Regions from separate parts of the Homo sapiens genome. Here region 1 is linked to region 2. The links are chromatin contacts, found by Hi-C or POLR2A ChIA-PET in ENCODE. All regions are on one chromosome and are shown on one strand. The core of a region is the stretch at or near the end of the contact, and the rest is flanking DNA. Distances in the headings are between cores, read along the strand shown.

Region 1 (3,392 bases), core at 869-3,368, 92 kb after region 2:
ACCAGTAAACCCTAAAAGCTTAGGTGCCTTCTGAACATGACAGCCTGGGGACAGCCGCTCACGCTCAGCCCATGGCCATGCTCCCCTCACATTCACAACGTGTCCTAGTCCCTGTCAGGGCAGGCACTGAGAGGTGATGATGTGGGGTCTACTGAAGGCCTCACGGGCATTCCAATGTCTAGAACACGGTTTCATTTGAAAACTTCTGGGTGTACAAAACCCAGCACCCACCTCCCGCACCCATCCCACCCCAACTGGCAGCAGCCTAGGGTCTAAAGAGTTCAGAAAGGGCCCTGCATGGGGGCTGACCTGAAGCCAGGTGGATTTCCAATGATGGCTGGGCCAGATGCCTTGTTAAGTAGGACACCGTGGGCAGCGCGCGGTGGCTCATGCCTGTGATCCCAGCACCTAGGGAGGCCAAGGTGGCGGATCACTTGAGATCAGGAGTTCGAGACCAGCCTGACGAACATAGCGAAACCCTGACTCTACTAAAAATACAAAAATTAGCTCGGTGTGGTGGCACCTGCCTGTAATCCCAGCTACTCAGGAGGCTGAGGCAGGAGAACTGCTTGAACCCAGGAGACGGAGCTTGCAGTGAGCCGAGATCGCACCATTGCCCCCCACCCTGGGTGACAGAGGGAGATTCCATCTCAAAAAAAAAAAAAAAAATAGGACACTCTGTCTGCCCTTTTTGGTGACATGAGTCTTTCAGAGCATGAGCAGTTCTCTCCTGGGACCATCTCATTTATCTATTTACCTGCTACCAATTTTAGCGCCAGGTTTGCTCTCACTCTATGCAGCAACTACAGATGTACAGCAACGGGCACCTCTGCGCCTGCTCCGCTTTCCTGCCTCGTTTCCATGAAGACATGGCTGGGGGCTTTGGGGACAGGGAGGTGTGTGTAAGGGGTGCCTGGGAAGCGCAGGGCGGAGCAGGAATGCTGGCACTCCACTCCTTTCCTGCCCCTCCAGCCTCACTTCCGGGTCATTCCTTCCCTCGCCCACTTTGACCCATTCTCCAGACAGCAGGAGAGACCTGATGTGGATGAGAGAATTGGTGTTTAGAAAAATCAAACACCTTGCTTAAGGTGGCTCAGTAGTAAATTGGAAACCGGGCCTCAAATTCAGATTTTCTGATTTGTTTTTCTTCTTCTGGAGCCAGCAGGCCGGTGTCTCATCCTCTTACTGCTTGGTCTTTGCTGGGTCTGAGTTATGAACAAATCCAAATGATAGTGCCTGGATTTTAATGGGGTCACAATTTAAATATTTTCATCTTCTCAAGGGATCTAAAGATCCTATATTAACCCAGGCTGGTAAAATAGCTAGTGCTAAGTAGGGAGAACTTTCTGGAACTCTCAAATTGCAGCATCTTGGTGTTCAGTAGCTGAACCATCAAGCCCAGGTCCATGCACTCATTCCCTTCCTTAGCGCCCCTGCCCACTCTGCCAGTGACTCATCCTCCCACACCTTCCCTCTTCTCTCCTGTGCCCATTTGCTCCCCAACCAGCTTTGCCACACCAGGGCTCTCCTGCCTGCCCTCAGGGTGACAAGAGGCAGAAGTCACAGGACTGGGGAGAAACTGACCCCAATTACTGAGGATGAAATGGTTCCAGCATCTCAGTGAGGCATCTCATTGAGGTGAGACAGGGCTTTGGAGGGACAATGAAGGTGTACTTGGGTTGGGGGATGCAGAGCTTTAGCTGGCTCTGGTTGCAGCTCCCAGGTGGGCATGGAAGTGAGGGAGGTATGGGATGGGTCAAGGGGGTCTCTACCTAACAGGAAGCCAGAATGGTGGAGGGGCTGGGAGGACAGCACAGGAGGAGTACAGACCACACTGGACCAAGGCAGGAGAAGCTGGGCAGATATGGGCCCTGAGGAGTAGGGAGGGAGTTGCTGTTGTTACAGTTGCCGCCTGGCTGCAGAAGCCAGAGGTCAAGTTCAGGCATGCTGGTTTCTAGGGAGATGAGCTCATGAGCTCTGATGCTCACTCCGCAGGAACCTCCAGCATGAGTCAGCATCAGCTAGGTTTCTCTGGTTCTAGCCTCACTCCTCGCAGCAGTCAAAGTCCAGGAGAGAGGATGTGGTTGGCCCAGATAGAGTCACACGCCCTGGCAATCTGGCGGGTGAGGGATGCTTCCCCTGAGGAGGCACCTGACCTGGACAGGTGACTCCCTGGAAGGAGGTGGGGCTGCTGCATCTGGGAAAAGGAGTAAATGCTGAGAGGTAAGATGACTAAAAATCATTCCAGTCCGATAGTGAAAGGACTGGCCTTTGAATCCATCCCTAAACTTGAGGATTTGATTTGCTCAGTGGCTTTAAAAATATCTAAAAGATATTGTGTCAAATTGCCAAACAACTCCCAGGCACTTCCTCTGCCTTAGCCATTTCTGGGGCTTTCATCAAGTCTATAGCTCCAGGTAATGGTCCAGCTGCTGATCCTTGTGGAATGAGACATGCGAAGCTCTGTGTATGAGTTACTGTTTGGGTTGTGACATTTCTCACTGCAGATTTCCTGCCAAGCCTCACTCCCAGGTTCTACATCCACCCACGAGGCATATAGAGACTTCTCTGGAAGCAGGCGCTGGGAGGCCCATCCAGCCCACTGTGACTTCACACCCAGGAGTGTTAAAAACTAGAATTCTCCTCCAGCTGGGCTAAGCAACATCCCTACTTAACACAGACGAGTAATACACATGCACCAGGGTGCAGTACTGTTTCAGTTACTAAAGGCTCCCAACAACCTAATGGCCATCAGGGGAAGATGTACTAAATAAATCATGGTGAGCCATCTAGCATGCTTCCAGGAAAAAAAAAAAAAAAAGAAGAAATCATGGTTCATTCACTGTTCAGCCATCTAACATAATAAGGCAGCACTCTGTATGAAAATGGAGTGATCCCTTATCTGTGCTGTTCAAAGTAAGGTGCCAAACATTGGGCAGACTACGACATCCCTTGTGTAAAAACTGCACACATATTTTAGGCCTGCTCATATGTATATGAGCACACATATAAAGCCGAAGTGTTCAGTTTCCCCACCACCCTCTAAGGAATCAGGGAACTCCACAAGGCAGTAGAAAAAGCAGACGGTAGGATGGAGAGTCAAGGAGAGAGGGGACCTAAGAGAAAGAGAGAGGAAGACACTTGGGGGTCAGAGAAAAAACAGTTTTTTTAGGAAGCTTTGTAGGGTGGTATTGTAGAAGGCAATTTTCATTCTTTCGAGCCACCCAGCGTCTGATCCTCTGTCTGTTAAAGGAACCCCGTCTTCAGAAGGCAGAATTCCCTTCACAGCAGAAGCTGAAAATGCCAGAGACTCATGTCCTCAGTTTTCCTTGCAGGGAGGGTTGGGACTCGTGACTCCACCAATCAAATGTACTCACCCTGTGTCTGAATCA
Region 2 (3,768 bases), core at 484-2,983:
AACTATATTTTCTTTGGTGAACTGAGGCATTATAATGATGACTATACAGGTTCTTGAGTGACTGAAGCCATCATTAGCATTGTCATTATTTTTGTTTAGTTGCATCTCCATAGCAGCTCACATTCACAATGTGCTTTGCAATTGTTCCTTAGCAATAGCCCTCACAAGATTCTCAGGAGGAGAGGGTTAATCAGGATTAACATTTCTGTGTTGCCTAAAGAGGAACCAAGGTAAGCAGAAATGTAGCCAGTTGGCTGGCATCACTGTTGCTTCAGGATTCATCCTTAGACACCCAAGCTTCTACCCTAGTCTGGTGCTACACTTACATTGCTTACATCCAAGTGTGGTTATTTCTGTGGCTCCTGTTATAACTATTATAGCACCAGGTCTATGACCAGGAGAATTAGACTGGCATTAAATCAGAATAAGAGATTTTGCACCTGCAATAGACCTTATGACACCTAACCAACCCCATTATTTACAATTAAACAGGAACAGAGGGAATACTTTATCCAACTCACACAAGCTGCTTTCCTCCCAGATCCATGCTTTTTTGCGTTTATTATTTTTTAGAGATGGGGGCTTCACTATGTTGCCCACACTGGACTAAAACTCTGGGCCTCAAGTGATTGTCCTGCCTCAGCCTCCTGAATAGCTGGGACTACAGGGGCATGCCATCACACCTAGTTCATTTCCTCTATTTAAAATATACATGGCTTAAACTCCAACTGGGAACCCAAAACATTCATTTGCTAAGAGTCTGGTGTTCTACCACCTGAACTAGGCTGGCCACAGGAATTATAAAAGCTGAGAAATTCTTTAATAATAGTAACCAGGCAACACCATTGAAGGCTCATATGTAAAAATCCATGCCTTCCTTTCTCCCAATCTCCATTCCCAAACTTAGCCACTGGCTTCTGGCTGAGGCCTTACGCATACCTCCCGGGGCTTGCACACACCTTCTTCTACAGAAGACACACCTTGGGCATATCCTACAGAAGACCAGGCTTCTCTCTGGTCCTTGGTAGAGGGCTACTTTACTGTAACAGGGCCAGGGTGGAGAGTTCTCTCCTGAAGCTCCATCCCCTCTATAGGAAATGTGTTGACAATATTCAGAAGAGTAAGAGGATCAAGACTTCTTTGTGCTCAAATACCACTGTTCTCTTCTCTACCCTGCCCTAACCAGGAGCTTGTCACCCCAAACTCTGAGGTGATTTATGCCTTAATCAAGCAAACTTCCCTCTTCAGAAAAGATGGCTCATTTTCCCTCAAAAGTTGCCAGGAGCTGCCAAGTATTCTGCCAATTCACCCTGGAGCACAATCAACAAATTCAGCCAGAACACAACTACAGCTACTATTAGAACTATTATTATTAATAAATTCCTCTCCAAATCTAGCCCCTTGACTTCGGATTTCACGATTTCTCCCTTCCTCCTAGAAACTTGATAAGTTTCCCGCGCTTCCCTTTTTCTAAGACTACATGTTTGTCATCTTATAAAGCAAAGGGGTGAATAAATGAACCAAATCAATAACTTCTGGAATATCTGCAAACAACAATAATATCAGCTATGCCATCTTTCACTATTTTAGCCAGTATCGAGTTGAATGAACATAGAAAAATACAAAACTGAATTCTTCCCTGTAAATTCCCCGTTTTGACGACGCACTTGTAGCCACGTAGCCACGCCTACTTAAGACAATTACAAAAGGCGAAGAAGACTGACTCAGGCTTAAGCTGCCAGCCAGAGAGGGAGTCATTTCATTGGCGTTTGAGTCAGCAAAGGTATTGTCCTCACATCTCTGGCTATTAAAGTATTTTCTGTTGTTGTTTTTCTCTTTGGCTGTTTTCTCTCACATTGCCTTCTCTAAAGCTACAGCCTCTCCTTTCTTTTCTTGTCCCTCCCTGGTTTGGTATGTGACCTAGAATTACAGTCAGATTTCAGAAAATGATTCTCTCATTTTGCTGATAAGGACTGATTCGTTATACTGAGGGACAGCAGAACTAGTTTCCTATGAGGGCATGGGTGAATACAACTGAGGCTTCTCATGGGAGGGAATCTCTACTATCCAAAATTATTAGGAGAAAATTGAAAATTTCCAACTCTGTCTCTCTCTTACCTCTGTGTAAGGCAAATACCTTATTCTTGTGGTGTTTTTGTAACCTCTTCAAACTTTCATTGATTGAATGCCTGTTCTGGCAATACATTAGGTTGGGCACATAAGGAATACCAACATAAATAAAACATTCTAAAAGAAGTTTACGATCTAATAAAGGAGACAGGTACATAGCAAACTAATTCAAAGGAGCTAGAAGATGGAGAAAATGCTGAATGTGGACTAAGTCATTCAACAAAGTTTTCAGGAAGCACAAAGAGGAGGGGCTCCCCTCACAGATATCTGGATTAGAGGCTGGCTGAGCTGATGGTGGCTGGTGTTCTCTGTTGCAGAAGTCAAGATGGCCAAAGTTCCAGACATGTTTGAAGACCTGAAGAACTGTTACAGGTAAGGAATAAGATTTATCTCTTGTGATTTAATGAGGGTTTCAAGGCTCACCAGAATCCAGCTAGGCATAACAGTGGCCAGCATGGGGGCAGGCCGGCAGAGGTTGTAGAGATGTGTACTAGTCCTGAAGTCAGAGCAGGTTCAGAGAAGACCCAGAAAAACTAAGCATTCAGCATGTTAAACTGAGATTACATTGGCAGGGAGACCGCCATTTTAGAAAAATTATTTTTGAGGTCTGCTGAGCCCTACATGAATATCAGCATCAACTTAGACACAGCCTCTGTTGAGATCACATGCCCTGATATAAGAATGGGTTTTACTGGTCCATTCTCAGGAAAACTTGATCTCATTCAGGAACAGGAAATGGCTCCACAGCAAGCTGGGCATGTGAACTCACATATGCAGGCAAATCTCACTCAGATGTAGAAGAAAGGTAAATGAACACAAAGATAAAATTACGGAACATATTAAACTAACATGATGTTTCCATTATCTGTAGTAAATACTAACACAAACTAGGCTGTCAAAATTTTGCCTGGATATTTTACTAAGTATAAATTATGAAATCTGTTTTAGTGAATACATGAAAGTAATGTGTAACATATAATCTATTTGGTTAAAATAAAAAGGAAGTGCTTCAAAACCTTTCTTTTCTCTAAAGGAGCTTAACATTCTTCCCTGAACTTCAATTAAAGCTCTTCAATTTGTTAGCCAAGTCCAATTTTTACAGATAAAGCACAGGTAAAGCTCAAAGCCTGTCTTGATGACTACTAATTCCAGATTAGTAAGATATGAATTACTCTACCTATGTGTATGTGTAGAAGTCCTTAAATTTCAAAGATGACAGTAATGGCCATGTGTATGTGTGTGACCCACAACTATCATGGTCATTAAAGTACATTGGCCAGAGACCACACTGAAATAACAACAATTACATTCTCATCATCTTATTTTGACAGTGAAAATGAAGAAGACAGTTCCTCCATTGATCATCTGTCTCTGAATCAGGTAAGCAAATGACTGTAATTCTCATGGGACTGCTATTCTTACACAGTGGTTTCTTCATCCAAAGAGAACAGCAATGACTTGAATCTTCAATACTTTTGTTTTACCCTCACTAGAGGTCCAGAGACCTGTCTTTCATTATAAGTGAGACCAGCTGCCTCTCTAAACTAATAGTTGATGTGCATTGGCTTCTCCCAGAACAGAGCAGAACCATCCCAAATCCCTGAGAACTGGAGTCTCCTGGGGCAGGCTTCATCAGGA

What was found. A loop is a pair of places that touch in the nucleus more often than their neighbours do. ChIA-PET counts read pairs that join two places held with the same protein, here RNA polymerase II (POLR2A). Pooled maps may share reads with other maps.
Region 1: a pooled map shows a loop between it and region 2 (2.3-fold over the local background). The contact joins the enhancer-like site here to the promoter of IL1A in region 2. A Hi-C loop is called at or near these places in 3 of 50 pooled maps. POLR2A ChIA-PET finds 5 or more read pairs at or near these places in 4 of 52 experiments (A549, A673, activated CD4-positive, alpha-beta T cell and 1 more).

What each region holds. Positions count from the first base shown.
Region 1 is chr2:112,691,302-112,694,693 of GRCh38, reverse strand. No RefSeq gene overlaps it. Among named protein-coding and RNA genes, the nearest start is that of NT5DC4, 28 kb to the left of the region's middle. RefSeq lists enhancers at 1-344, 1,804-2,043, 1,462-2,661. Within about 2 kb of position 2,118, at least 16 of the 41 ENCODE cell types and tissues checked have a DNase peak (open chromatin) inside an H3K27ac peak, as active enhancers do; they include endothelial cell of umbilical vein, where a contact is called at or near this core.
Region 2 is chr2:112,782,458-112,786,225 of GRCh38, reverse strand. IL1A (interleukin 1 alpha) reads left to right here and starts at 1,733. Exons shown (of 7, transcript NM_000575.5): 1 at 1,733-1,783; 2 at 2,448-2,502; 3 at 3,462-3,510. The coding sequence starts at 2,456.